Regions from separate parts of the Homo sapiens genome. Here regions 1 and 3 are each linked to region 2. Evidence: chromatin loops called from intact Hi-C (ENCODE). Cell type or tissue: mammary epithelial cell. All regions are shown on one strand. Links, peaks and the distances in the headings refer to the core of each region. The heading gives the core; the rest is flanking DNA.

Evidence for each region. Hi-C counts contacts between places; a loop is a spot of excess contacts. Peaks named below come from ENCODE experiments on the same cell type or tissue, not always from the same donor. Only the 100,000 strongest peaks of a DNase experiment are listed, where the experiment ranks them.
Region 1: it touches region 2 in a loop (5-fold over the local background); 10 of 110 quality-filtered maps call a loop at or near these places.
Region 3: it touches region 2 in a loop (3-fold over the local background); 6 of 110 quality-filtered maps call a loop at or near these places.

The regions. Positions count from the first base shown.
Region 1 is chr7:116,254,469-116,264,809 of GRCh38, reverse strand. It overlaps TES (testin LIM domain protein), which reads right to left. Exons shown (of 7, transcript NM_015641.4): 7 at 6,027-7,516. The coding sequence ends at 7,328. LOC124901730 (a long non-coding RNA gene) reads left to right here and starts at 7,506. Exons shown (of 4, transcript XR_007060485.1): 1 at 7,506-9,692. In mammary epithelial cell, for the core only: a CTCF peak has its summit at 5,959 (motif pointing left); a DNase peak (open chromatin) is centred at 4,739; H3K27ac peaks cover 3,120 bases.
Region 2 is chr7:116,666,245-116,676,585 of GRCh38, reverse strand. It overlaps MET (MET proto-oncogene, receptor tyrosine kinase), which reads right to left and starts at 4,390. Exons shown (of 21, transcript NM_000245.4): 1 at 4,009-4,390. All of the region lies in intron 1 of COMETT (cytosolic oncogenic antisense to MET transcript), which reads left to right. RefSeq lists silencers at 4,223-4,412, 4,473-4,602, 4,733-4,782. In mammary epithelial cell, for the core only: a CTCF peak has its summit at 4,667; DNase peaks (open chromatin) are centred at 3,715 and 4,375; H3K4me3 peaks cover 2,662 bases; H3K27ac peaks cover 3,754 bases.
Region 3 is chr7:116,854,253-116,864,593 of GRCh38, reverse strand. CAPZA2 (capping actin protein of muscle Z-line subunit alpha 2) reads right to left here and starts at 2,007. Exons shown (of 10, transcript NM_006136.3): 1 at 1,944-2,007. The coding sequence starts at 1,982. RefSeq lists a silencer at 1,520-2,259 and enhancers at 1,626-2,388, 2,340-2,389, 7,046-7,703. In mammary epithelial cell, for the core only: no CTCF peak of the experiment used is centred there; a DNase peak (open chromatin) is centred at 5,083; H3K27ac peaks cover 909 bases.

The DNA of each region.
Region 1 (10,341 bases), core at 3,154-8,153, 410 kb after region 2:
ATCTGAGAAGAAAATTTGAATCTCCATTCTAGGTATTATTGCAGGCCCTTCTGAAATATTTTTAATAGCCTTGGACTTCTGTTGTTATTAACATATCCTCTGTTCTGGAGCCTTCCCCTCCCCATGCCCATTTGGCCAGCATTTCATTTTCTGTTAGAATTCTTTACTTCAGGCCTATTCTCTCTTGAATGTAAAACACCACAAGAGCAGGGATCTTGTTTATCTTGTTCACATCATTGGTCCCAGTGCCTGCAACCATTCCTGACACATAGCAGATAATAAATATTGTTTGATTAAGCGAATGAATGAATGAATGAATGAATGAAGCAATGGAGAGAAGTGGAGATGGCAGAGTGTGAGAGAAAAGAAATTGGGGAGGATTTAGGTTTGGGGGACTTGTGGAGAGAGCAGCTGGAGGCACGAGAAAGGCAGGTAGCAGAGAAGAGGGAATTTTAAGAAGTGTTGCTGAGGATTATGTAATTGGATCCTTGTACTGTCATTTTTTAAAACACAAGTGATTTTTTAATTAAAAAAATACTTACGGTTACTGAGCTATGTTTCTTCTTTTGCTCTGTCCTTTAGAAACTTGTCCAAATGAGTTTCATCTCAATTAGTAAAACTCTTACCTGATTTATTATGGCTTATTCAGATGCCACTTAATTCATTTTGTTATTTACCATTTTTGGGGCACATATCATGTGTTAAGTGCTATATTTGGTTCTAAGGAAATAAACATGAAAAAATTATATTTCTGCACTTAAATAGGGCAATGATATCAGTGAACTAGTAGCATAGGTCAAGATGTATGTGAACAAAGATGGGCTTCAAGCTTGAGGGGGTGTGGAAGGGTCATGGATCAGCTTCTTAGAGGTAACTATCTTTGCAAAGTCATGGAGATATGAAGGAAGCGACTAACTTCAAAAAACTGCAAGCATTCAGTTATGGCTAGATGACCATGTGTATACATGAAAAGGGTGGGAAAAGAGGCTGAATCATTGTTAGATTTTTCAGTAAGGGAATACTAATATGTTCTCTGTATTGCACTCTGGCAGAAGAAAAGAGAATGGATCTGATAGTATAAAATATATATTTGACCTTTCTTCCCATTTCCTGGCATTAACTCCTAAAATCATAGACTCTCCAAAGTAATAGATGTAATCTATTAGTAATAATGTGTTTTTGTATGTGAATGAGTTGACTGATGGCTGGCAGCTCCTGGGTAGCTTCAGAATAGGGGTTGGTCAACAGAAAGACCAGGGCAGGATAAGAGGTGGGGTTGGGACTTTCAGCTCCCCCCACCCACCTTCCAGGGAGAGAAGAGTGGCTGAAGGCTAAGTTGATCAACAATGACCAATAATTTCATCAATCATGCTTATGTAATGAAGCCTCCATAAAAACCCCAAATGACAGGATTCTTGGAGCTTCCAAATAACTGAACACGTTCTGGTTCCTGGAGGGTGGTACCTCAGAGAGCGAATGGCAGCATGGTGCCCCTTCTCACATGCCTTGCCTTATGTGTCTTTCCATCTGTATCCTTGGTAACATTCTTTATAATAAACTGGGAAATATAAGTAAATTGTGTCCCTGAGTTCTGTTGTGAGTGGCTCTAGCAAGTTAATAGAACCTGAATAAGGGGTTGTGGGAAGCCTGATTTCTATAGCCAGTTGACCAGAAGCACAGGTAAAGCAACTTGGGGCTTGAGATTGGTATTGGAAATGGGGAACAGTCTTGTGAAAGTGAGCACTCAACCTGTGGGATCTAACACAGCCTCCAGGTAGATAGCATCAGAAGTAAACTGGAGGGCACCTGGCTTGTGTCTGCTGCAGAATTTTCCGATTGCTTGGTGTGTGGGGAAACACCCCCTTATGTCTGGTGTTAGAAATGTGTTGGTGAAGGCTGGGCTAGGCGCAGTGGCTGACATCTGTAATCCCTGCACTTTGGGAGGCCGAGGCGGGTGGATCACCTGAAGTCAGGAGTTTGAGACCAGCCTGGCGAACATGGTGAAACCCCATCTCTACTGAAATTCAAAAAATTAGCTGAGCATGGTGGTGGGGACCTGTAATCCCAGCTACTCAGGAGGCTGAGGCAGGAGAATGGCCTGAACCTGGGAGGCAGAGGTTGCAGTGAGCTGAGATTGCGCCACTGCATTCCAACCTGGGCAACAAGAGTGAAACTGTCTCAAAAAAAAAAAAAAAAAGAAAAAGAAAAAAAAAAGAAATGTGTTGCTGAGAGTGAAGTAGGAGAAAATAGGAGAAAATGAGTTTAATTTTTTCCTCAATATTCTCAGGATTAGAACAATGTTTCTTAAAGTGTAAGCATCGCCTGAGAATTTGTTCAGAATGCAAATTATCAGGCCCTGTATAAGATCTATTGAATCAGACACTCTGGGGAGTGGAGTCCAGTAGTCTGCATTTAACGAGCCCTGCAGGTGAATTGGATGCATGTTAAAGTCTGAGAGCCACTGAATTAGAACAAGGGAACTGATAGGAACTTACAGTATACCTTGTGAGAAATGCTAAGTTTATCAGCCAAAGTATTGGTTACAGTAATGGAGAAGCAGGCATAGACAGATTCAGATAAGTGTTTCAGTGGCCAGATAAGTCAGTGTGATAGGAACATCAAGGAATAAGTCATCATCGCTTCTGAGAGAGAGGTGGGGGTGGTGCTTGATAGACATATAACAGTGACCTGTGGCTTTGAGAATGGATCAGACAGAATGAGATGCTGGGAGGAGCAAGCGAAGCATAGTCCAGTAACCAGAACCACAAGGACGTCAGTGTCTCCTGCCCTGACTCCACATCATTGCTGGCCATGAAAAGTGAAATGTTACCTAAGAAAGGTATTCCCCAAATGATGTTCCTGACTCATCTCACAAGTCAACAGAAACCCAAAACTTTAGATTCATACTTATTTACAAACATACCTTTTAGTTATCTAAACAATGCTGAATCTAAACAATCATACATTAGCAAAATAATTTTGTTCTGGGCAGCATGTGCCCAGACCTCATGGTATGAATTGTGCTTGGATAAGTCAACCATAGCAACTCTGTTTCCCTTTGCCTTTGATGAGGATGAGCAGGTGACATATTTGTAGCCAATGAAGTGGAAAGGCAGGTGAATCAGCTGGGGGCCCCTGGGAAAGATCTTCTTCGTTGTCTAGAGGTAAAATACGCTTTTGCCATTTCTCTTCTTTATTATTTTGGATGATGTCATATGAGGGAGTGTTGCTTGAATGAAGGGACAAATGAGAATAGAAGGCAACAACATATAGAGGGTGGAAGAATAGAGAGATAAAAATAAACTTGTTCTGAGCCAAATTTGGGTTAGCCTCTATCTTGTCTTAAAACCACTCTTAGTTTTTTAGTTACTTACAGCCAAAAGCATCCCTGATAACCCACTTTTCCCTAGGAAACTACCAGAACTAACCTTAGCCTGCCTCTCGACCCTGTTTATTACCCCTGGCCTCTAGATTTTTCAGCCTTACTGGAAACCTGATACCCATTCTGCTTTGTACTTCGAATCTGGCCCTATCTCCTCCTATACTCTTATCTCTGTACCCACTGACATCCAACTTCTGTGAACTGCAGACTCCTTTGTACTCTCAAACTCCTCATCATCTTCTCCAACTGACACCTAGTTATCCCCAAAGCCTATTTCTTCTGTAGTATTTCAAGTAGTGTCTGGCACAATCCCTGTGGGGTAGGTGTCTTCTTCACCGTCTACTGTTTTTCCCATTAAAGGCTGTTTGTTTCCTAACAATCACAGCTCTTTGAGGTGTAGCACATGGCCTTAGACTTTACCACCCATCTCCACCCTGAGTTTCCATCTTCTATCAGATGCCACAATACTTCTCCACATACTTTTATAACTTTAGCTCTGGCTTACTCTTCTCTCCACCATTTTCCCTGTGGTTATTCTTGATGACTTCAATACATTATATCCATTCAACACTTGGGCCCGGTATTTCTTACTCTTCAAATCCAACAATGTTGTCCTCCATCCTACTGTAATGGGAGAGGAGGAGAATCAATGGGATGTGGCAAAAAGTGTCTTGTCTAGATTCCTAAATCCAGCTCTCCCTGGAACTATATACCATGATGTCTTCACAGTCCATCAATATTTATGGAGAAATCAACTGTAATATTAGTCTCTGTATTCACTAATGTCTGACTCTCGTAAAGATAACAGGATACAAGTTGGTTTTATTATTGGCTGAGGGGCAAGATACCCTGGTGAGGAGTATCACTGAAAAAAAATTGATAGCAGCCTTCGTAAATGTCATCATAAGATGCCATTCAAAACAAGTATAAAAAGTTAATGGCATCTTATTTTGAGTGCTTCAAGTTGTATTATCAGATCAAATAAAAGCTACAATGACAAGTTCTCTGTGAAAGAACAAAATAATTAGCCAAAGCTATTTAAGCATCAACTAAATATATGAAAAAAGATCCTATTAATCTATTAATCGAGCCAGAATGTGTTTTGTGTGGTCAAAGCACATACACATAAACCAGCACAGTGGGTCCTTTGCATACATGTGGGCATTCATTACAGTCATCAAAGTTGTCGGCAAGCATTTAAATCAGCAGAGGTCAAGAAGGGGCAGATGAGTGAGAAATTGTGGCAAAGTGCCTTTTTATAGAGACATTGACGGAAACCCAAGTTTTCCAAAGAATTAAGTGAATACCCAGAAGACAAGTTCAGATATGCCAAGGCATCTCAAGACAAAGGCTGAATACTGATCTTGGGTGTTGGTGTCTCTTTGGTAACTACGGTGAAGTTGTATAAGCTTAAACGCTATGTGTTGGAAATTCCTTGAGAATGAATCAGTGATGAATCCCTTGCCTTTGGTGAAATTGGGCTGAAATACTTCAAAGTCAAATTTGGAAATCTATGCTTGAAGACTTCAGTAATAGAAGTTTCAGCTAGTCAATGAAAAGAAAGAATAATCCCTAACTCATTTGCCGCCCCCCCCACCTCAAAAAAAAAAAAAAAAAAAAAAAGGAAGGAGGAAAGGGAGATATGTAGGTACCATGCAACAAATATGAAGGCTAGTATGTCTCAAGAGCAATCCAGATTTCCTAAGGGATTGGCCGTGTTAGTAGCAGATGGGTTCTGTTTCAGTTTATTCTCACTTAGCCATGTCTGGGAAAAGTTAAGTTGTACAACTTTGTGGACAATATGCTGTGGAAAATATATTTGTTGCCATTTAAGATAAAGATATGAGCAACCATAAAGCGATCTTTATAGACAGTAATGATACTTGTGATATTAGCTTCTAAAATTATATGCAGAATTAGATTACTTTAGATAAGGTGACACGTATCCAAGCTCCAAAAGTTACTTTTGCATGGTTGAAGGCATAGTGCAGAAGGAGTAAATTTGTATGCTTGGTATGCACATGTGCATGTGTGTGTGGTGGTGGGGAGTGGAGAGGTGGAATGTAAAGAGAAGTACTATTGGCCAAACAGGAGCTGGAAAAAAAAAAAAGTCAAGTTATTCTGGGTATGTATCAGAGAAAACTGCAACTCCCACTATGACAGAAATAATTGTAGACTGAGGGAGAAAGTATTATGGCCTGCTAACATTAGGAAGCATGAGTCTACCACTATTCCCCATTTGCTTTCTGTCTCACGATAAGTTTCCATGAAAAAATTCTTCTTTTAATATTTTTTACATATAAAGAAACCAGAGTTGAAACCCAAGTATAAAAGGCTTGTTAGATCCAACTGAATAGAAAATAAGCTCTCCCAAATTTTAATTAAAATTACTTTCCCTTTCTTTGAAAAAGAAAAAAACTCTTGCATGACCAAACTTAAAAGTCCTGATTTGAAAGTTTCATAAACCTTATCTTTTCTCCATAATGAAACATCTAGATTCTGTGCTGTCCTGTCAGAGGCAGACTTTTATTTTCGTTTGGGTAATTTTTATCCTTGGAGACATCGCCCCCTGCTGTAACACATGCTTAGTTGCAGAAGCATTTTTCACTCAAAAAAGGATATGAATAAAAAGATACAATGATTATTAAAGTGAAAGAAACTTTATTTTGAGTAATATACATATCATTCATTCCATTTAATTTTCATAGTGCATAGCTATGTGTAGAAGTACACAGGGAAGAATAAACATTAGAAATACCTAGCCATGAAAATATACAAGTGAAGACATTTGATATATCCATGGACAGGCTTGGAAGTATTATAAAACAGGATCCATTAGGAAAGAATAAAAACCATGCAAAAAAAATCTTATCTAAATCATGGCAGGCAAGTGCAATCAATATAAATCATAGTCTCTGGGTACAAAAACTATACATGTTCTTTGGATTAAAAGCAAATGGGTGGCTTGGCTTTTATGTCCAAGCCAAAAATCATCTATACAAGTAAAAAGTGTGTGGGTCAGGCATGGTGGCTCCCACACCTGTAATCCCAGCACTTTGGGAGGCCAAGGCAGGCGGATCATCTGAGGTCAGGAGTTTGAGACCAGCCTGGCTAACATGGTGAAAACCTGTCTCTACTAAAAATACAAAAATTAGCTGGGTGTGGTGGCATGCACCTGTAATCCCAGCTATTTGGGAGGCTGAGGCAGGAGAATTGCTCAAAATAAAAAAAAAAAAATAAAGAACTAAAAAGTGTGGATACTGTTATGCCACATGTGATAATAAAATATTCAAGGCCACAGATGCAAGTCACCAACTTACAAAGAGAATACTGAAGGTAGGGTACATTAAAAAAATAGAGAAATGCAATAAAGAAAATGCCACCTCTGCCTAAATCAGGAAAGAGTAAATGCATAGGCATTAAAACAGCAGCTCTGCATACTACACTGCATTTCTCTTTGTCAAAAAGAATTCACTGTGTATCATTACAAAGGTCAGTGAATAAGACGAGGCAATAAACGTAGCGCCTTGGTATTAGGGCAAATTTAGTTTTCTTTTCATTTTACACATGAGGGGGAAAAAAGAAGTGTAGAACTAGGAATGCTCATCTTTCCATTCAGTACACTAACTTTTAAGTGTGTGGCACAAATGGAATAGAGACATGAAGTTTAATGAGATCCAAGCTTCCAAAAATGATTTCACATTTGAAAAGCTATGGAAAGATACAATTATTTACTGTTTTACAAATCAAATGCTTAAACCAAGTTTAAAAGTTGAGACCGAAAAAAAATTGATGAAGAAAAAATGGCCAAAAAAATTAAACAAAATCTCTTGGTTTCCTTTACAGTTTCTTTTTTTGCGTTTTATTTTTTTCAAATTGCATTTTACAGTAGAAATGCAGACCACTTTGGATAGCTATGGCTCGATACTTCTGGGTGCCCTCCTCCTAAGACATCCTCTTCTTACATTCCACTGAACAGAAAACCATCCCTTCTACTGGCATGAACTTCTGCCCAATGAGGCATTTGCTGCAGCAAGAGCACAGAAAGCACTCTGTGGATGCATGCCAGCTGAAATTGTTATAGGTCACCCGCTGCACTTCTGGGTCGATGGCATTGTGGCATCCTTGACACACCTATTAAGAAATAATACAAGAGAAGAGGGTGAGAGATCAAGCTGTAATGGTAACATTTTCATCTTAGGACATATTTCTTTAGATGATAAATTAAAACTCATAATGACAACCTCAGAAATACACAATGGAGGGTGGCCTTCTAGCTAACCTTTTTGGCCAACTGTTAATGGAGGTCAATATTCTGAGCAGCCTGAGAAATAACGAGTGAAGGCCAAACAGGTGATTTGATGCATGTAAGATAACTTCATGGCATTCAAGGCAGAAAGTCTTGATGGGAAGTTCCAAAGCAGTGTGCTTAGTTCTGATGTATTTTATTAGATTGCACATTTGTAATTACACAGAAGTTTATGATTTTTCCTTGTTCATTAAAGCTTTGAAGTGGTAATTTTACCTGTCTTACCTATGACACATGAGATTATTAACACCACTAATTTCTAGACAGTAGTAAATTAAAATCATGTTCAAAGTAATTAAGGACTCAATTAAAAATACTGACAGTGTTTGAGAAAAATGAATTTGCACTAAAAATATAACTTGTAGTTAATTGGCTTCTATTCTGTCATAAGATCAGTCATAATTTATGTGTAATCTAATATTGTAGAACATTAATACTTACAATCCCTGTACCATTCAGTATGTGTTATGTATATATACATGACATACAAACATGTATATACATACACAAACATACATACATTTACACCACAAAATTTTCTTCTTATTCAAACATGCACATGAGGAAAATGAATAAATAACCTATGTTATAGCAGAAAACAGAAAACCAGTTCGGACCTCTGAAACACTGGATAGTCCATGCCTTATAGTTTATACATGTTCTGAATGAATATGGCTGTCTTAAAGTTTTTGTTTTAAATATTTCATAACAAGTGAAGAAGCCAGCAAGACTGTCTGGTATCACAGTGACTAATCTTAAGCACCCTTGGTCTCGTAATGTGATTGTCAGGAATTACTGAGGGATAAGGGGTGGGAACAGGTGAGTGGAGGTCATTCAGCTTGAGCCTCCTTACTTGAAAAGACTTCAAAATGTGGCTGCTACTCACTGGGTAATTGGTTTAGGCAGTGAAGTGAGGCCTGGTTATATATGTCCATTTCAGACCTGCATATTTTTGTTACATTGCTTCTGATTACAGAGATTATAGCTCTGTAATCTATAAGTTAGGTCAACCCAGTCTTCCCTGAGATACAATGAAAATTCTTTGATCAACACACTATTCCTGAATACTATAAAAATGAACGTTTCAATTACAAGCACATTTCTAATGTGCAGCTGCACCATGCAAGCAACTGCTTTTTGTATATATTTTTATAGCTTTATTATGCATTTAGAATGTCTTATTTTCTGCATTTCATATTAATCTTTCCATTTTAAAATTTATGATCAACACATAATTGTACATATTTATGGGTGTACTATGTGATGTTTCAATACATGTATACATAGTGTAGTGATCAAATCAGGGTAATTAGGATATCCCTCTCCTTAAACATTTATGATTTCCTTGTGATAAGAACAGTCTTTCAATATTTCTTGTTTATGTATTTTGAATGTGTTCTTGTAAAATACACCGTGTGTTTTATTCCCTTGCTTTCAGACCATGATCTATCTTCTTTTTCTCAGACCTGTGATTTTTTAAAATTACCCAAAACACACATTTTCAGTTGCAATTTACAAAAAAGAGATAACTAATGTTCAATTACACATGAAATTAAGAAAATTAAGCAAAAAGATAATTAGTACACATAAATGGTATAGAGAATTAAAGTCTGGGGTTTCATAAAATTTCATTTTACTAATAATTTGATTACCATTCATTCAAAATCTGACATGTAATCACAGGTCGAATCTACTGTTCCCTAATTCCTCAAAAATCTAAAATTGGCCCAGGCTGCGCCAAGGGCCTGGGGACTGCAGAACCCTTCAGGGAGATGATGTGCTTCACCACTTCCTGCCTGCCATTTGATCTTCCCATGTTCCTAAACCTTTAATATTTCAAAGAATTCTTATTTCCTTCAATCCCTCTTCTTATTTGTACACAGGATGTAAAAGAGCTAATGACACCTGTTGTAATGAGCTCTCTGCAGGAGTGTCCTATGAATCTGACGGATGTGAATTCTGGGGGTAACTATGGAGTTCTAGTGACTACACAGAGACAAAGTAGGTGCATCTGCCATGTTTTTTCCTTCCAGGTACTTTTTTTTTTTTTTCTCAGAAATGTTGTTTGGAGTTGAGCACTTGATTTCAGGTCTAAAAATAATTTGTATTTTCTCTCTTTAAGATGAAAAGATCTAAGCAGATCAATGCCCTGAACTAGATAACCTTCTCCAAATTTTATATAATGTAGCATGCTGTGTGGGTAGCTCTCTTTGCTGTTAGCTGGAATCTGTTCTGGCAATGGATATGTATGCTCATTTTAATATTAGGCAAAGGCCAATGGTATATCCCACTGAGAAAGTAAACATAAAAGAAATGATGCTACACACACACACACACACACACACACACACACACACACATATATATATATTTTTTTTGAGACGGAGTGTCGCACTATCAATCACCTGGGCTTGGGGTGCAGTGGCAGGATCTCGGCTCATTGCAACCTCCACCTCCCAGGTTCAAGCAATTCTCCTGCCTCAGCCTCCCAAGTAGCTGGAATTACAGGCACCTGCCACCACGCCCAGCTAATTTTTTTGTATTTTTAATAGAGACGGGGTTTCACCATGTTGGCCAGGCTGGTCTCGAACTCCTGACCTCATGATTCGCCCACCTTGGCCTCCCAAAGTGCTGGGATTACAGGCGTGAG
Region 2 (10,341 bases), core at 2,249-7,248:
CTACCTTGAAGCTATTATCATCACCTGACATACAACACATTTCAGTTATGTATTTCTTTATTGTTTGCCAACTCAATAGAACAGAGTGTCATGAGGTTAGAGGTTTTCATCTGTTTTATACTCTGTGGAAATGCCAGATTTTAGAACTATGCCTCGTAGGTTGTCAAAAAATTGTCCTGAATGAATGACTAAATCCTCATTCACATTCTTGGAGTACAGGAACCTGGCTTTCACGATAACTTGTGATTCTCTAAGCACATTTCATAATTGCTATCCTTAATTATATTAGGAGAGATACATTTTCAAATTCTATTGCCCATTATATAATCGCCTGTGGGCCCTATAGCTACATAATTTATTATAGAAATTAAAATCAATGGGAGTAACCTACATAAACATACTTGCACACATTTATGCAATCACAGAGAGAAATATGTGTACCTGGGTATGTGATTACAAAGTTAACTTTTTTATTTCACTGAGCTCATACCTCCTGCTACAAATGCCACACGTGATTTTTTCTCTCAATTAAGTTTTACAGCTTATAAAAGCACTTTTTTCATTTTGTCCCATGAAAAGCAAAGTAGTCAGATTTTACTGGATGTTTTTATTGAAACAAATCCCAAGCGGAATATACTAACCTGTTTAACACAGCTGAAAAGATATCTGAGAATGGGCTTTCTGATAGAAGGATAGATTACAAAATTATTCACGGCTCTTAATCTGATAACAGGAGCAGAATGCCCCACACATATGAATGAAACCTTTTCTCGGTATGTCTCACTACAAAGAAAAGAAAAAAAGAAAAGAAAAGAAATTAAAAAAAAAAAAGAGAGAGAGAACTGGAGAAAGAGAAGGTGACAAAAACTCCAGGGACTAGATATGTTATATTCATCATTTACCACTATCTTAAGCATCCCTAATGATGCCTCCATGGAAAATGTTTCCAATAGTTGATGGCTGAGGAAAGGTGGTATGGTGCTATTGAAATAGCATGGAGCTAGTCTCAAGCTCAGTTTCCTTGTCTATAACATAAGAATGTTAAGATGTTATCAGACTTGCCTATCTTGTAAGGTCGTTTTGGTATCAGAAAGGTGATGTATGCAGAAACAGCTTGAAAATGTTAAGGTTTTTAAGTTCCAAACTTTGATTTTTAAAAAAAAATTCTATTATTTCATAGCAAATAGGATGATTTTGAAAGCGTTTCTCATGTGATGTCCTCTTAATAATTATGAATTTGTGTTCATTTAATATGTGATATTTGTCTGTGTATCTAGATCATAAACTTCTCAAGGGCAGATTCCATTTCTTTCTTTTAAAGAAAATGCTGTAGTACCTAGCACATATGATACTCTACCTATAGGTCCTAGCTATTTTTGGTCAGGCAAATGTGGATCTAGCAGCAACTCAGTGTCAGTTGAGAACACATCATCAAAGTGATTCTGAACTAACATTAGTCAGTGTATCTATCATTTATTACTGAGAAGTGACTATTTATTTTGCACTGAGCAAAACCCATGAAGAAACTCTGCCCTAAGGGCTTGGTGTCAAAAACACTAGTTTCAGCATACACCAGCCAGGAAAAGAAGGCTCACTTCCGGACACTTGAGTTTCTACATACATTTTCTCCCCTTAAGAGGGCACAATGAGGAAATTGAGTATCCTATGAATAAACACAGCAGACCAAGGAAATCTTAGGGATTTAGACCACGGAAAAGAAAGCGTAGATGGCTCTGGCGAGAATCACTAAGCCTAATGCCTAAAGAAGAAACGAGCAAACTGGGCTGGAGAAATGGGGGCACGGAAGGCCTTGAAAGCAGCTCTGACCAAACCAAGGGAAAGGGTTGAGGAGGAAGAGGACAGAGAAATGGGAGGTAATCTGAATGTGTGAGGAACTGTGCTCACCATGGGGGTGTTGCCATGTCTTTGGTGCAGCCACTTGGAGAAAATAAGCCAGTTAGAGGATGTTAGCTCCTCTGAGTTATTCACGTTGTTTTGAGATGACCACATTTGAGAAAAAGTTAATTTGAGACTATTATGTAGATCTGCAGAAGGATAATATGACTAATGCTACTTCAAACACTATTTTAAAAACAGCTAAGGAAATTGATTTTTGAAATGTATTTCTTAGTCTAGCCCTCATTAAGACAATTTTTTTTTAAAGATTTCAAGATTAATGCAAGGCATATACTTACATAGTCTTAAAAGGAATTTATAAAATATGGGTATTTCTCCTGCTTAGCAAAGGGTCATTTTTCTCTATTATAGGTTTAAAAGTAGTGAAAATATTAGTTATGAGCTTTCGTATTGACTGGCTATGATTAATCTGGTACATTTTTTATCATGAAGATAAACTCCATCAACTAATTTTGAAAGCATGTAGTATACATCTAATGTAAACCCCTACTGCCATGTATCAAGAACAAAGCAATTTTGAAAAAGCAGTAGTCGGCAGACTGTCTTCTATATGCCACAAATTCCATCATGTTAAAAGCAAAATATATTTAAGTTAATAACTATAGCTTATACACCATTAAGTTTGAAAACGGAATAGAATTTTTAAAACAGCAGTACATTTTATAGGCTATCAGACACATTTTTGTACTACCAAAATTTCTTATGAATGATGTAAATTTTCCCTCTGTTATTCAGCAGTTCAAAAAGAATGAACATTGAATACACCACAGACTTGCAAATGATAGGAACCAAAGTACCTCACTTATGTTCCATTATGGAAGTTTACACGTTCAAAACAAAGCTCAATTAGCTTAGATCAAGGAAGGAAAGCTATGTACCTGTAAATAATCCAAGCACCACTTACACTGTTTACATAAAAATGCAATTTATGTCCCTGTAGCACAGAGAAACATGATGTACATCATTTTCAGATCATCTTCATGCAGAAAAAATTCATTAGTCAGCTATAATAGTTTAGCTGTAAGGGAATATAATGTTTTTCTGAATCCATTTGCATGGCAATGTGCATGTGTCTGGCTGATGAAAGCGACAGAATAAACCCCCACCCAAAGCTACAGAATGTGAACAGTCTTCTTAAAATTCAAGAGAGGGTCCAGATAGTCTATATTGCCTCCAACGTCAGTTCTTACAATCCTCTCACATTCATGGACCATCTTAACATAGCAATTAAAGTATCTTGATTATTTTGCCTAAGAGAGTTGACAATATTTCATTCTGCCCGAGGGCTCCTTTGAACATAAAACTGTGATAAGGTAAAATACACTGGGCAACTATTCATGCGTGAGCCATTGGAGCCCTCTCCAACTGCCAAATTAGCAAATGGCTCTTTTAAAACATGAAAGATATGAATGGGAAACCGTACTTCGGAGTAAATTCTGCATTGACAATAGTCAGGGAAAGTACTTTCACTGGTGCTTTAATTATCGGGTCAGCACTACGACTGGCCACATCGCTCAGCCTCTGGTTATAATCTATTTCACCTAATAAGATAGATGTCCACCACAAGCCCCAGAAAGAGATAAGGTACGATGGAAAATTGATGGATCACAAGCCCCGCGTGATTGCCAGAAATGAATTCAGACTTTCACAGAAACACCTGCCCCTTGGAAGGACCCCAACATAACACAGATAAAGCAAGGCTGGGAACAAGGAAACAGCTCGGCTCAAACCTTGCCAGCTGCATCACGGTGGGACGAGGATGACCGGATCCCTTTTGTAAGGGCTGAGTCAGATCCCAGCTTTAAAACTTGCTGGGCCGTAACAGTCACACATCACCCACTGTCCCAGCGCCCCTCTCCCTCCTAAGTCATACAGGTGGCCATCAGAAGCAACCCCCTAAAAAGACAAGCCCCATTCTAGTTTCGTCCTCGCCGTGGCCACGTCTCTTCAGTTTCCGAAGCCCCTAAACTCTAGCCCACCTACGTGGTTTTGCCCCCTGGAACAGCAGTCAGGTCTCTTAGGGGAACAAAGAAAGCAGAACCCCTGAGGCGAGGGATTGGGTACTGGATCTGAAAGGGGCTGCAATTTTACCTTTCGGTGCCCAGGAACCAGTGGAGAAGTCAGCGGCGCAAGGACCACACGCGCGCTCCGCGCCTCCCCGCCTCCTCTCAGCAAGTCAGCTGTCGCCCCGCATCTGGCTCGCGCCCTCCACTCGGCTCCGCATCTGCTCACAAAGCGCTCGGGGCGCCGCGGGCGGCGAGGGCCTCCGGGTCACCTGCGGCCGGGCTGAGCCCAGCGCCCCGCCCGCCCGCCGGCCGCACTCCCTCCGCCCCTTCCCACACGCGCGCTGCCCTGCCAGTGACTCAGCCGGGCATCGGCGCGCGCGGCCCGCGGCGGCCCGGGCGCGTTGGGGCCGGAGGCACCGCCAGGCGACCAGACTGAGGCGCTCGCCTGCCCGCCCCAGCACGTGTCTGTCTGCCTCGCGTGCTGTCCGTCCCCTAGTCCGCGGGTTCCGAGGACCGCTGAGGTGGGGACTGGCACCACCCAGAGGGAAATCGGCCCCCGCCCTTCCTGCCGTCCGCGCCGCGCCTGGCCCCGCGGGGGTCGCGTTTCCTCCCGCCTCTGCCCCGCCCACGACAAGGTGAAACTTTCTAGGTGGAGAAGTTTTCTCGCCCTGGCTGCGCGCTCTCCTCCCCCAGCTCAGGCAGTCTGAAGTTAGCACAGCCGGAGATAAGCGGGACCGAGTCTCCCCCTCCTGGCGCTTGGGAGGCGAGTGTCACCCCGGGCTCAGATGCAGGGCGCGCACCCTCCTGGCACCCCGCTCGCTGACCCCGGGAAGGGCGCGAGCTTTGCTCTCGGCCTCTCCCACGTCTCCGCTAACCGCCCCGCGCCCACCCGGGTTTAGAGAGATTTGGGCACCGCAGAAACAAGGAGTTCATTGTTAGAGGCGGAGGTAGAAGTGGATGGACGAATTGTCCCAATGATTTCATTATGCAACGATTATCCTCTACTATAATAACTCAAATTTCTGCAAGGAAGAACAACAGAGGAGTTTAACCCTGAGGAGACTTCCATTTCTTTTTTTCTTTTTTTTTTTTTCCATAGCCGGAAGCAGGCTGATTAAATAACTGGGCAAATAGCGATGAATAAGCACAACAGAACAAAAGTTTAATTCTTGAATGTTGAAATCTTATGATGATTTTTAAAAAAGAGCTTTTGGGGCCTCGGTGAACTCTATTAGGAGTAATTGTGTTGGGATAACTTTGTATTTCGCTATAAAAATTGGCACCTACAAGAGTAAATGAACACTCAAAGGTAATAGGATCTAAGGAACGGGCATTGCCGGTTAGAACTTGAGTTCGTTCCGGCTCTCATACCAACTTGTTCAATCATGGCAATAGATAATGAGACATAGATATCTTCGTTATTGAAAGTCATGGGTTAAAATAACAGTTACTATGCAGGTTCAGTTCTTATTTACTACAGAATGAAACATAGAAAAATGTAGTAAGAATAGTTATCATTTCCCAAGTGCCAGGCACTTGGAAATGATAATGTAACCAGAGGTTACATAAGAGTGATTTCAGTCCTCAAAAGAGATTACCTCTTGATTCCCCAGTTTTATGGAAAAGGAAAGTTCCCATTACGTTACTAAAGTCTTGCATTGAACCATTTTGCAGGTAAAGAAACTGAGTCCCTAAAAGTTCCCAGGAGAGTCACATAGCTGGTTAGTAAGAGGGGCAAAGTTAGAACTTAGCTTTCAGCCCAGTCAGGTGTCCTTCACACCATACCAAGAGGCCTCAGCAGGCTAAATAAACAACGCGGCCTGACTGGAGATTTCCTGATACGGCATGGCATAATTTATCAATGACTATAGCTCATTAAAAAACACTAATTTACTGGTAATAAGGCACTGGGCCTATTTATGGACAGATCAATTACAGATTTTGGGTTCAGTAACAGCTTTCAATAAAAGATGAATAAATTAATGAATTTAAAAAGTTTTACACACACACACACACACACACACACACACACACAGAGCCATAGTTGTCTAAAGGAATGATTAGAGTGCTGTTTCTATTTCCTGGTTTCCATAGCAATATGTTAACTGGATTTTTAGATCACATTATGTAGTTGCCTTAACAGGTTTTCTGAGTTTGAGTGCCATGATAAAAATATAAAAGAAAAAATTTACAATTAAAGTTGTAGAAAGACCCAGAAAAGCCAATGCAAACTGGAAAATAAAATAGATGATAAATACAAACAACCCGTTGTGTATTTTCAGCACTGAAACTTTCTAGTTTCTAATAACTAACAAAATTTCAATCCAGTTTTGAAACTGTATTGAAAATCATCATTTCATTTATCAACTGTAAATAAGGAGATAACATTTTATGAAATAACATAACTAACAATAGCATAACTAAAAGTATCTGGGTGTGTGAAGGTCAAGTAATTTTTACACACTACCTAGACAGATTTGATTGGGAAAATGTTTACAGATAATTTCAGATTTTTGGAAATGAATGGAAACAGATATTTTAAAAGGTAATAGGAGTTCTATAATTCAATTTTGGTTTTGCAGCAAACTTTTAATTGTTGCTATTTAACTTTCCTTGGGTTCATGTCATGGGTGATACACTGTATGATGAAGTTCTGTTGGTATTTTCTTAACCAAACCAAATCTCTTGTGGTCCACACTGTTGGCTGGCTAAGCCAGCATCTGTTCCCAACGAGATTTTCCTGTTCCTGCCTCCACTCTTGGGGCTTGAAAAGAGAAATATTTGCTTTCCCAGACTCCTTTGCAGCTAGACATGGCCATGTGATGTCATTCTGGTAATGAGGTATAAGTTGAAGTCTGATGGGGCCTTGTGGGAAAGGGTTTAAGGCTGGTGCCACCCCTTTTCCTTTCTTGCTTCTTGATTTCATATATGATGCCCAGTGAAGAACTAACCATCTTGTGACCAGCATGCAGAAGTTGGTGCTGACATTGCTGAGGTACAGCCCTACTGCCAGTAGACACCTGCTTCCAGATTTCTTGTTTTGTGGAAAAAAAACAAAAACAAAACTTGTTCTAGACACTGGTAGCTGGGACTTCTGTCACCTGCAGCTGAAAGCAATTAAAACTGATAGACCCCTCAAATTGGGAACAACATCTCCAAGACTGAGTTGAGCATAATAGTTAAGAGTTTTAGAACCAAACAACCTGGATTTCAATCCCAGCTATGTCTCTTGCTAGCTGTGTAGCTACAGGCCAGTGGATTAAACTCTCTCGTGTCTCATCTGTGAAATGGGGATCATGATAGGGTTATTGTGAGGATAAAATGAGGAGCTACAAGTAGAGCACATGGAACAGTGTCTGGTAAAATATAAATGATCCAAAGGCATAAGCAGGTCTTATCCATCCACCTGTGGATAACATAATGTTGAACTACAAACAGGATCCCATCTCTTAACTTTGAGATGGGTCTAGTGATAGCTGTGACAAAGAGACAGAGGAACAGCCACCTCCTGCTCTAATATGCTCTATCTTTTTTTCCCTCCCTTTAACACATTAAAATTTGGGTCTTTGAAGGCACTCTTGAAGTTGGTGCTGTTTTTGAAATAAAAATGAAAGCAGTCTCCTAAGAATAGGGGCTTCATGCTTGCAATGTATGGTGAATAGGGCCCACAGACATATACAGGTGCACAGAATGTTTTTAAAAGTGTGAATTGAGGTAGAAAGACCATATGATCTGCTGTTTGCCATTGACCTACCATCTTCTCTTGGGTTGTGTCTGGCCCACCTCTGATCTTGATTTCACTTTCTCCTGTAGGCATTAGGATCTGTGATCCCTGCCTTAAAGAGTAGTTACTCTGGAACTCCTTCTTTCACTCTGTTTTTCCCTTCCTCCTGCCCCATCACCCCTATTATTGTGCCTATGGCAAATGTCTCTACAAAAAGACAATAGAAGAATTCAGGTAATGTCACCTAATGTCATTTCTGAGCACAGATAAAATTTGGAAATGTAGGACTCCTATTACCTTTTTAGAGCTATGTCATGTATGTTCGAATGTTGAAGGTTTTGAAAATTCATGTGATAAAACAAAACAGCAAAACCGAACCAAAAACCAAAAAAACCCTTCTTAACTTTGCTTACCCTACCATCTCCCCAATTTAATTGACCACAAAATGCTTTGATTTTTCTTAATATCTTCAGTGTCAATTTTCTATAAAATTAGTTTTATAGATTATACATTTTAGGAAACTTCGCGTTAAAAATGGAACTGCCAGCTACAGAGGGTTAAAACTGGGCACTTTGGATATGAACTGCTTTTATGTTGATTTGTATTGGTCATTTATGTGTGGCTGGGCTGTCTAAAAATAAATATGCAATGTTAAGTTATCTAAAAATATGACTGAGCATACTTAATATTGAGGACAAGAACAAGACTGCTAGGCTACAAGCTAAAGTATCACAATGTTAATTAGAAGACCTAGGAAATTGTAGGCAGAAAAATTAAGAAAAAATTACCGTCTCCAACAGGGTGCTGCAATTTTGTTAGTGATTTGGTTCATTTTCACATCCAGCTTATGACCTCTCTCCTAAAATCAGGCAAAGGTATAATGTATTTAGCTGTCACTTATTAAATGTGTACCATGTATTCATCATGAGTCTGGAGCTCTGCTTACATCCTCATTAAAAGAACTCCAGAATAGGTATCACCCTTCTCGGTTTACATTGAGGGAAATGAGGCTCAGAGAGATCATGTAACCTATCCAAAGTCACACAGCTGTCTTAAGTCTGTGTCTTTCCAGAATGACTGCACTTCCATTATAATTATTTATTTATTTATTTTAATTGAGATGGAGTCTTGCTTTGTGGCCCAGACTGGAGTGCGAAGGTGTGATCTCAGCTCACTGCAACCTCTGCCTCCCAGGTTCAGGTGATTCTCCTGCCTCAGCCTCCTGAGTAGCTAGGATTACGGGCTCCCGCCACCATGCTAGTTTTTGTATTTTTATTAGAGACGGGGTTTCACCATGTTGGCCAGGGTGGTCTTGAACTCCTGATCTGAAGTGATCCACCCACCTCAACCTCCCAAAGTGCTGGGATTACAGGTGTGAGCCACTGTGCCCGGCCTCTGTTATAATTATTTTAAATTGTCTCCGGTTCTGTAGTGAATGATGCAGTCGTTTAACTGGGAGCAGTAGACCTATTTTTTTTAAGCTTTTATTTTAGGCTTAGGGTTACATGTGCAGGTTTGTTATACAGGTAAACTCGTGTCATGGGGGTTTGTTGTACAGATTATTCCATCACCCAGCTATTAAGCCTAGTACCCAAAAGTTTTTTTTTTTTTTGAGAAGTAGAACTTAAGGCACTCTTTCATTTTCCTTCTCTGTCTGCAAAGTCAGCCACAACCTAAGGCATGGCCACTTCTCTGCTGGCTTGATCATTGGGGACTGATGTTGCAGTGCAGGCCAAAGGTGCTATGCTGTCCATCTGTAGAACACTGCACAGGTCGGAGCCAGGGTCCTAGGCAGTCAAGCTGGCCTAAGTGGTGGGCTGTAGGTGCCTAGGACTCAGACCTGTGGGATGTGAAGAGGGACTGGAATGTTCCTTCTCTAGTGCCTCTGTTTTCTCAATTTCTGATCTCTCCTTTGGGAACCTAGGGAATGTGAGAAATAAAGGAAAAACCAGATGACAGGCAGTGAGAAGTCCTAAGAGAGGATATTTTGGAGAATCTCTGTCCTCTTGGAAGATGAGAAATTAAGGCCAAGACTTCCAAAAAGTCCTGGAAGGCTGCTTCCATAACTCTTTGACCTATCGATGCCTCTATCTCCAAAGTCATGTTCATTTATTTTTCTTTTCTTTCTCTGTCTTTTACCTTCTGGTAAATTTTGGGAAAGAAAATTTTCATTTTTATGCAGCATACTATAGCATCATTTCCAAATGAACTTATCCAGTCCATCTGTTAATTTAAACTTTGACACTAAAATAACCTATCTTGGAAAATAATGTGCCAAGAAAAATAAAGTGATTTTTTTTCATCGATCAGCATTTCATTAAGGATGGAGTTTAAAAATGTGTCTGTGAGTGTGTGAGTTTGTGTAATTACTGCAATTCTAGGTTTTATGGCTAACTTGATGTGTGCTTTGGTATTTAACCCCTGTGGATCAGTTTCTCCAGCTATGAAAACAGTTCCAAAGTCTGGTGAAAATAATTAAAAAATATTAAGTATCAACCAAAATTTTACTGAAGCCAGTCCATTTAAAGCCAATATACCAAACAATTTACTAATTGTAGTGTATGTAAGGGGACATTATATTAGAAAGTACTTCAGTGTGTGGTTCTTATTAACTACTGCCTTGTCCAAATATGATTAAGTACTTTATTCTATTCCAATAGGAATGATTTAATAATCAACTTAGGCATCTTTTAT
Region 3 (10,341 bases), core at 2,520-7,519, 190 kb before region 2:
CACTTTACTGGTTACTTGAATTTAACCTAAAGGTTTTGTCAGTTTTTAAATTAGTAAATATAGTGATAAAATTTATATGTAAAATATCTACATAATATTCTTACAAAACATCAAAAATCAAATTAGAATTTTCATTCATTTAACCATAAAACATTTTGCTACTAGGCGGCACAGGCTTTAAGACACACAACCTCCTCATTCCTCTTTATGAAGCTTAGTGCCCTGAGAGTGCCAGATAATAAGGCATCTTGTTATCTCATTTTTAAAAAACTTTTTTATTTTAGGCCTTTACAACACATGGCAGGTCTATATTAACTCCCACACCGAGTAGTCTCTCTTCAGCTAGATTTCTAGCCACTTGAGCTACTAATCATCACTTAAGAATGGTAGAATAAAAACACGACAATCTCTTTTTAAGCTTTTTAGCACGCCTCAATTTTAAATATGTTTGTGCACTCCTGTACACTTTCAGTCACCTAAATAAAATAGGATTATTTATCAAGATTATACATTGAATACTGTACAGCAACTTTTGTGGATACGGGGATCTGCCTACTGGGTCTGTGGGCTATGGAGACGTTGCTCGCCCCCATTTTGTTGTTGTATTATCACTTTCACCGAAGAACACAAGAGAAAAAAAGATTTCCGAAAATAAAGATGAGGCTGACTTCTGACCATTCACATTGGGAATGGGACAGAACCTTCTATTTCGGTGCAAGAACACAGCATATAAAAACATCTAGAGCAGAGGGTCCTAAATGAAAATATCCTCAGACTTACATGAAGATTTCTTAAACACCACAACATACCTAAATGTACCTGTATTTTCCTGCACTGGCTTTGAAATTTAAAAATGAAGCACTCTTTAACGAAGAGTGGACATTTCCAACCCTGCAACTAACTCATTCCTATGTTCTGTCAGTTACTTCTAAGGGTCCTTTCCGAGAAACAGTCAAAATTAGCAGGGTTCTCCCCTACCCCACCACCCTCGGGAATGGGACGTTCCCAAAAGCCAAACGAAAGGGGCGAATTAAGAGAGCAGCAGTTCAATGAATTATTCCATTACTCGTTTTAAATATCTGAGAACTTAAGTCGTTCATCTGGTTCCATTGCTGTCACAGCATCTAATATACAGTAAAAGGAGTTGCACATTTTCCCCTCTTCGGAAGAAGTCCTAGCAGGAAAGTGAGGTGCCACCAAATCGACCCCCGGGGGGGGGCTGCTGCCAACGTGGGCAGAAAACAACTATGGGGAGGGGGTCGTCTTTTTGTGAGCAACTCCGCTGCCTCCTGGGGAACATGGGAGCTGCAAGCTTACTGCTAGAGCCACGAAAGGAAAGAGAGAAGGAGGGAGAGATGCCTCCATGGGGAAAGGGAAAAAAAAGGATAAACCGTAGAGGATCAGAAAAGGAAGCATTTTGCTTTGAGGAGGGGGAAGTAGAAGGGAGAAGTGAAGGTCTGCTTCCTAAGCGATTTTTCCCTTCCCCTCACCCGCCGCTACACTCACAGGCCAGGCCGCCGCGCTGGGCACTGCCCTTGGGCCGCTCCCACGCACGGACGCAAACCCCTTTGCGTCCCTGGTCCCCGGTCCCCGGCCCCGGCGGAGGCCCCGCGGCCCGACAGCAGGAGAGGGTCCTGGGCAGCCGCCGCCCTCCCCCGCGCCCGCGCCCCCGCCCGCCGTCGCCCGGCTCCCGCTTCCTATTTTCGGAGTACACACCCTACAAGGAGCGGAGCGAGCAGGCCTGGCAGAGACCTGCCCCCGCGCGGGGCCTCGGGTGACGGACAGGGGCAGGCACTGGGCGCAGTAAGGATGGGGGAGGAAGGGCAGCCGAGGGCAAGGCCAGCTGCGGGCCAATGCCCTTCCCCCGCGACCAGACTCCGGGCCCACCCGCCCGGGCTGAGCCGGCTCCTGACAGCCCGCGCCGTCGCCCCCGCGACTCTTACCTTCTCTTCATCAGACAACTGCTCCTCCAGATCCGCCATCTTCCTTCTGGCGACAAACCGCGGCGGCGGCGGCGGCAGCGGCCACCTGACTTCCCCGTTTCCGTGCGGTCCTCAGCGCCGCGCGCCCCCGCTAAGGGAGGGGCCCGCCGCTCAGGCCGCCGCGCACGCGCACCCCGGGAGCCCCGCCTCCCTCGACCCGGCCCTCGCGGACTGAGCGCGGCTGTGCGCGTGCGCGGGCGCCTGGTGGCCGGGCGGGGGACCGTGTCTCGCTGGGCCGCCTGCTGCAGGCTTGCTAGCATCTTGAGTGCAGCGTGCTCTCCCCACTGTGACCATATGGGCTCAGTCTGCGATGAGTACATTCTGAGCCCTTCGTTATGTTTCCATCAAGTCCTGAACTCTGCCAGCTAAAATGTGAAAAGGTGTACAAATAGAAGCCTTTTAAACATTGTTTTTTCAAATATTAGAGAAGATAGTTGGCTTTCATTAAAATACACATCACGACCCTCTCCATAATTGAAAGATTGCTCTTGATATACTCCTTTATTCATCCAACAAATATTTTTTGGTTCTTTAACGGGGTGCGGGGCACTGTGTTAGTCTCTGGGGATACAGTGTTGAGGGGGAAAAAAGCAAGCTAGACATACATGTTCATAGCAGCACAATTCGCAATTGCAAAGAGATGGAACCAACCTAAGTGTCCATCAACCAATGAGTGGATAGAGCAAATGTGGGTATATACACCATGGAATACTACTCAGCCATAAAAAGGAACGAAATAATGCCTTTTGCAGCAACTTGGAAGGAGCTGGAGGCCATTATTCTAAGTGAAGTAACTCAGGAATGGGAAACCAAATATTTTATGTTCTCACTTATAAGTGGGAGCTAAGCTATGTGGGTTCAAAGGCATAAGAATGATAAAATGGACTTTGGGGACTGGGGAGGGGATAAATTACTACGTATTGGGTACAGGGTACACTGCTCAGGTGATGGGTGCACTAAAATCTCAGAAGTTACCGCTAAAGGACTTATCCATGTTACCAAAAATCCACCTGTATTCCAAAACTGTTGAAATAAAAAGAGAAACTTCCATACTCAAGAAGCTCATTTTCTACTCATTAAACAAACATATATTGAACAGTTGGGGCCGGGCGCGGTAGCTCAGGCCTGTAATCCCAGCAATTTGGGAGGCCTCCGTGGGCAGATCATCTGAGGTCAGGAGTTCGTGACCAGATTGGCCAACATGAAGAAACCCCGTCTCTACTAAAAATACAAAAATTATCCGGGGCGTGGTGGCGCATACCTGTAATACCAGCTACTCGGGAGGCTGAGGCAGGAGAGTTGCAGAAGTCATTGCAACCCGAGAGGCGGAGGTTGTCCCTGTCCCTGCAACCCGGGAGACGGAGGTTGCAGTCAGCCGAGGTCGCGCCACTGTACTCCAGCCTGGGTGACAGAGCAAGACTCTGTCTCAAAAAGCAAAACAAAAAAAAACAAAAACAGTTGGGGAAGGCACTGTACTATTCCAGGGGAATACAAAGCTATGTTAGACATGGATCCTACCCTCCTGAATAGGTTTGCCATATTAAATATAGGACACTTAATCAAATGTGAATTGCAGATAAGCAATCTTTTAAAAAGTATGTCCCATGAAGCAGTGGAGACATACTTAAACCAAAAAATTACTCATTGTTTTCAAATTTTACTGGACATCCTTTACTTTTATTTGCTAAATCTAGCAACCCTGCTTTTGAAGCTTGAAGTTTATGAGAGATTAAACATGTAATCAAAGCTGCGTAGATATGAATCAATTGGGAATCTTGTGAAAACGAAGTTGTTAATTCAATAGATGTGGCATGAGACTGGAGAATCTGTATTCTCCAGAATACAGCCTGTAGAATAACAGGCTCCCAGCTGATGCCAGTGCTCCTGATCTGGAGACCACATTTTGAGTGGTAAGGCCTTAGGGTTTAAGATAGGCGTTCAGATTCCGTGAGGAACTGTTGAGAACTTTTGAACAGTGACATGACATGATCAGAAATATGTGCAGCAAGATGAATCTGACAGCTGCACATAAATGAAATGTGAGAGTATCAAATAAATGTTCAGAGGCAAGACCTTATTATTAAGTAATTTATTGGGTGTTCATAATGTGCAAATCATTGTTTTTTGTGAATGGACGGCAAACAGAAGCTATGATATTGAAAAACTGATGGTTCATTTGGGGAGAGAAGAGGAAGGAGAAGCATGCTGACACATGCAGAAAAAAGCAGGTGTCCTTTCGAGGATAAACGTTGTGAAGAAGATAAAGAGAATAAACCACATAGTTTAACCAAGGGTAACACTGGATGAAAATTAACATGTTTACTCTTATAGATTACAAATCATTGCTTCATTGATTTCTCACTGCAACCTCAAGTGAGGTTCTTATCAGTACCATTATACCCATTTTACAGAAGAAAAAAATGAGGCTAAATGATTTAAGATTGCATAGATCCCAGCACTTTGGGAGGCAGAGGTGGGCAGATCACCTGAGGTCAGGAGTTTGAGACCAGCCTGGCCAACATGAGGAAACCCTGTCTCTACTAAAAATACAAAAATTAGCTGGGCGTGGTGGCTCACACCTGTAATCCCAGCTACTTGGGAGGCTGAGGCAAGAGAATCACTTGAACCCAGGAGGCGGAGGTTGCCTGGGCAACAAGAGCAAAACTCCATCTAAAAAAAAAAAAAAAAAGAAAGAAAGAAAGAAAGAAAGAAAGAAAGAAAGAAAGAAAGAAAGAAAAAGATTGCATAGCTCCTAAGTGACCGAGCTGGGATTGGAACCTAGGCATCTTATTTTATATTTCATGTTCTTTCCACTGCAAGATTTTTCTTTCTTCCTCTTAAGTCTGGGCACTGTCCACCAAATAAAACTTAATGAAGGCAATTACTATCCCATCCTGTAAATTCAATTCACCACCCTGTGCTGCATCAGCAGTACTTCTGGTTTTGTTTTTTTTCCTGTCTTTTTTCCTGTTTACTCAGCAACACCTATATTAGTATTTTGTATACAGTGGATACTCAGCAAATATTATTGCTTGATTAATTGGCTGCTCTCTTCCTCTAGAAACCTCACCCAAATATGGTAATGTTTTGCAATAATTTGAGTCAGAGTGTGTTTATAATTGTAACCTTAGTGATACAATACATGTGGTTTCCCATAGTGACACAACCCACAATTATGTATAATTTCTGATAATCTTTTCAGTAATCTTCCAATACCACCCTCTTGGTACAATTAAAAGGAATTCTAAAATTTGCGTAGCCTATGTATTCTAGAAAGATTTTAAGCTGTCACACAAATAGGTAAAATATGAAATTATTGTTATATGACTGCAAGGAAAAATGTACTGGTAGTCTTGGATAATCAGTTGTTTTATGAGGAGGAGAAAATAAACAAAATATTTATCCTATACATGATTTTACCTACTAAGAATTTCTACCCTTTTCTTAATTAATTTCCAAACTTACTTCTCTTCTTTTTGTTTTTGGCTGTTTTTTGTTTTTGTTTTTTTTTTTGAGACACAGTCTCGCTCTGTTGCCCAGGCTGGAGTTCTGTGTCATGATCTCGGCTCACTGCAACCTCTGCCTCCCAGGTTCAAGCTATTCTCCTGCCTCAGCCTCCCGAGTAGCTGGGACTACAGGCACCTGCCATCATGCCCAGCTAATTTTTGTATTTTTAGTAGAGATGGAGTTTCACCATGTTGGCCAGGCTGGTCTCGAACTCCTGACCTTGTGGTCCACCCACCTTGGCCTCCCAAAGTGCTGGGATTACAGGTGTGAGCCACCACGCCTGGCCAAACTTACCTTTCTTCTGCTTATTCATGGTCTGATCTTGGTCTTTCCAATTAACATCACCAGAATTTTTCTTCCTTTTATAGTGTTTGTTTTTAAGTTACTTGTATACTTTTACATCGATTTTCCTATGGATATACTCGAATTATTCAACTACGTTTTAAACTTGTCAAGACCAGTGGTTACCCAATTTCACAGAAAAACAATCTTAGGGTGCATCTACTACAAACCTCTCTCTTTACAGATGAGTTGAGCCTTAGATAAATAAATGACATAATAAAAATTGCACATCTAGCTAATATTATTTTAGGATCCAAGTATCCTGATGGTCAGACTCATGTTCTTTTATGTACATATCCATACCAAATAATGTAAAATAAGATGAATAATAGTATTACTGTGTGATCATTAAGTGATTGTACCAGATATAGACTTCTATAGTACCATCTCTGCACCAGAAAACTAACATCTGCAGCTTAAAATTTGACTTACCTCGCTTCTGAGAAAAACTATCAGTGTTAGACAACTAACATTTGGTTGTTTGTTAATGTCATGGTCAATTAACACAACTGGTCTCAAGTAAAGTCCTTTATGGCTGTGGAAAAGTGTAAAAACTCATATATTTTAAAAGTAATTATCTTTCTAAACAAATAATTGCTTAAGTTATTTATAGTTGAGTGTATACCTGCGGTCCATTTCCTCAGCTAGTTTTGAAAAGGTACACACAAGTAGTGCCCCTGGAGAAGCCTGACGTAGATCATTCTAGAGTTACTCAGGAATTATTGAAGACCTTCTTCTTCTTTTTCTTTTTCTTTTTTTCTTTTTTTTTGTTTTTGAGATGGAGTCTTGCCTTGCTCTCTTGCCAGGCTGGAGTGCCGGGCTGCCATCTCTGCTCACTACAATCTCTGCCTCCCAGGTTCAAGTGATTCTTCTGCCTCAGCCTCCTGAGTAGCTGGGATTATAGGTGTGTGCCACCACACCCGGCTAATTTTTGTATTTTTAGTAGAGACGGGGTTTCACCATGTTGGCCAGGATGGTCTCGATCTCCTGACCTCATGATTCACCAGCCTCAGCCTCCCAAAGTGCTGGGATTACAGGCGTGAGCCACCACGCCCAGCCAACACTTCTTTTTCAACCCCTCCTCCGTCCCGAACGTGCTATCCTTCCTAATTTCCTTCCTACCAACCTCACCAGACCCACCTCTGCCACTGCCCCTGAATGCATATGTCATTGAAACACACAAAGCTGCATATATATCATATGCTCTCAGGCTTCTGTCAAAGCTTTCTGGAATGTTGTTTGCTACCTATCCTTTAAAATTCTGTTATCGGTTTTCTTTGAAACTCTCATTGAATCCTCTAGCTAAGCTAATAATTTCTTCTAGATTACCATAGAAACTTTTCCATTGATTTTTGTTGTATATACCAGTGATGAGGTATACAGATTTTATCATCACTAAATCCTGGATTCTGATCTTCGTTCTAGCTCTAGTTAACCTTAAGGAACTTACTCTGCAGGCTTGCATTTCTTCATCTATACATTAGGGATAACAATAGTACCACCTTTGTAGGGCTGCTGTGAGGATTTAACAAGACAATGCAGGCAAAGTGCTTAGCACACAGTGCAGGCCTTAGTAAAAGTCTCAATAAATATTAGCTATTATCATCATATTATAATACCAATTTGGTCTTTAAGGACATGTCTGGCACATACAATGTCTGGCAAATAAATGCTTAAAAAAGCTTTGTTGGAATGCATATTGATTAAACGACACTTTTATTTCGCATCCCTAAATGAGAGCTGAAAAGTTGATTTAGCAACACATACGGGATTTAGAGATTGTTCTAAAATGTGGACTGGGGACTCCAGAATGGGAAAGTGAACAATTTTTTCCCAAAAACCTCAAAATCATACCAATATCTCCAAGTCTTTACTACTCCATATTCAGTCACCACTTAAATATCTCCCTAGTTGATTTCTTACTCTTTAATTCTCCTGTCACTATAAGTTCAAGCCTTTAGTATCTTCATACCATGTCCCAAACAAAGTACAGGGGACAGGGAGTATTCAAAATGATCCTTTAGGGTGAAGCAAGGAAATACTAAAGCTTGTATTTTCTTCTGCTTTTTTTTTTTTTTTTTTTTGGAGACAAGACTTGCTCTGTCACCCAAGCTGGAGTGCAGCAGCGTGATCATAGCTCACTGTAGCCTCCATCTCCTGGGCTCAAGTGATCCTCCCACCTCAGCCACCTGACTAGTTGGGACTACAGGCGTGCAACACCACACCTGGCAAGTTTTTAAAATTTTTCGTAGACAGGGGGTTTTGCTATGTTGCCTAGGCTAGTCTTGAATTCCTGAACTCAAGTGATCTTTCCTGCCTCAGCCTCCCAAAGTGCTGGGATTACAGGCAGGAACCCCCATGCCTGGCCTCTATTTTCATTTACTTATTTGAATTATTGTTACACAACATTTCAGGCATACAAAAAAGCATGGTTTAATTCTTCCAGTTCCCATTCCCTTTTCTTCTTCCTTCAGGTAACCACCAACCTGAATCTCATGTTTATCATTTCCACGTATGTTGCTTCTTTTTCAACACAGGAACACTCCTTTTTATCTGCCTAATGTGGTACCTAACTTTAAAAATATTTATGAGGCTGGGCATGGTAGCTCACGCTTGTAATCCCAGCACTTTGGGATACTGAGGCGGTCGGATCACCTGAGGTCGGGAGTTCGAGACCAGCCTGACCAACATGGAGAAAACCCGCCTCTATTAAAAGTACAAAATCATCTGGGTGTGGTGGCACATGCCCGTAATCCCAGCTACTCAGGAGGCTGAGGCAGGAGAATTGCCTGAACCCGGGAGGCAGAGGTTGCTATGAGCCGAGATCGTGCCATTGCACTCCAGCCTGGGCAACGAGGGCAAAACTCTGTCTCAAAAAAAGAAAGAAAGAAAGAGAGAGAGAGAAAGGAAGGAAGAAAGAAGGAAAGAAAGAAAGAAAGAAAGAAAGAAAGAAAGAAAGAAAGAAAGAAAGAAAGGAATTTTTTTGCATATTTTTGTAAACAACATGGATAGAGATCTTTAGACTAATTACTGTCTTTTTAAAAATCTCCCTATATGGCAGTGTAAATTGTGGGGCATAAATGAAAAGATAAGTCAGACTCTTGACCTGGAAAGATGAAGCAACACAATGCATAGATTTGCTGGTAGGGAGTGAAAAGACAGATCCAGTATCTTTACTTTTTTTACCTTTAATGTCTGACAGTACTTTTAACTTTTATTTGGACTCAGTAATAGCAGATAGCAGTGTAGCAGAAAATGAAGTTTGTGGTTTATCTTTCCCCAAGCCACACCAACCTCCAATACAATTATATTTCTCTAACTCAGGTCAAGCCCAAGGAATTGCAGGAGCACCCACACAAATGCCTTCCTTTTGGCTGTTTGGGGATGCCACAGTGATTCATTTGCATTCAAAATTGCTCACACTGCTGTCCTTTTCTGTCCTTTGACATTGGCCTTTATCATCTCTGAGCTTTCTTTCATCAGACCTCTCCCGTTGTTACAGCTCTAAAATCTGTCCTGATGCTCCTCTCCTGGGACACAGGGCTCTGTGCTCATATCACCTCATCTTCTCCTTGTGGGATTAGCTGCTTCTATTGCAGGTAGGCTCTGGCCATCCCCAGCAGTTGTCCCAGGCTGTGTTGTGGGGGCCCAGGTTTTTGTGGTCTTCTTCTGATGGATAGAGCTGCAGCAGACACCGTAAGTGCTTTGACCAGATCTGCTGGGATCACTTTCACTATTTCTGTGCTTCAGTGCTTTTTTCCCTCTGCTTCACAGTACCTGTATTTATTCTTCGGAGGACTGCTCTTGTGCGTCTGGGGCTGCTTTGCCAGTAAGCACAGAGCTGGGATTTTAGGTCCCCTGGCGCAGCTCTTAACCAATGACTGCCAGATGATGGAGTAAAAAGACCCAGCTCCCTTGCTTCAGGTCAGGAAAACTCTGAGGTGTAATTTACATTCCAGATCTTCCTGGGGGAGAAAGCAAGTCTCAACTTTGTTTGCCTTTTCTCTCTTTCCTGGGAATGACTAAAACATCATGAAAAATTCCCAGATTAGCAATATGGGAACAGCAATGGAACAGAAGGCATGTCATACACGTGAGGCCACGTTGGGCTCCAGACTGGAGGTGGGAGGCCAGTTGTTAACCTTGGTGCCAGGTCATCAGGGCTGGCCTGTCTTTGAGGATAAGCTCCAAAATGCTGATTTTGAAGGGTGGTAATCTACTCTTGCTTTAGTTAGGTTAACCCTGGGAACAGAGTATGGCTAATTTTTCAGGTGACTTTAAACGGGGAGAGGAATAAAGAGAGCAAAGCCAGGAACTCACCTGAATTGAGCTTGACAAGGTGCAAAGCAGAGAGGTGGAGTGGAGGAAGTTGTTTTTGTTGTTGTGATTGTGGTTTCTAGAGACAGGGCCTTGCTCTGTCACCCAGACTGTAGTGTAGTGGCATAATCATAGCTCACTGCAACCTCAAACTTCTGGGTTCCTAGGCTCAAGTGATCCTCTCACCTCAGTC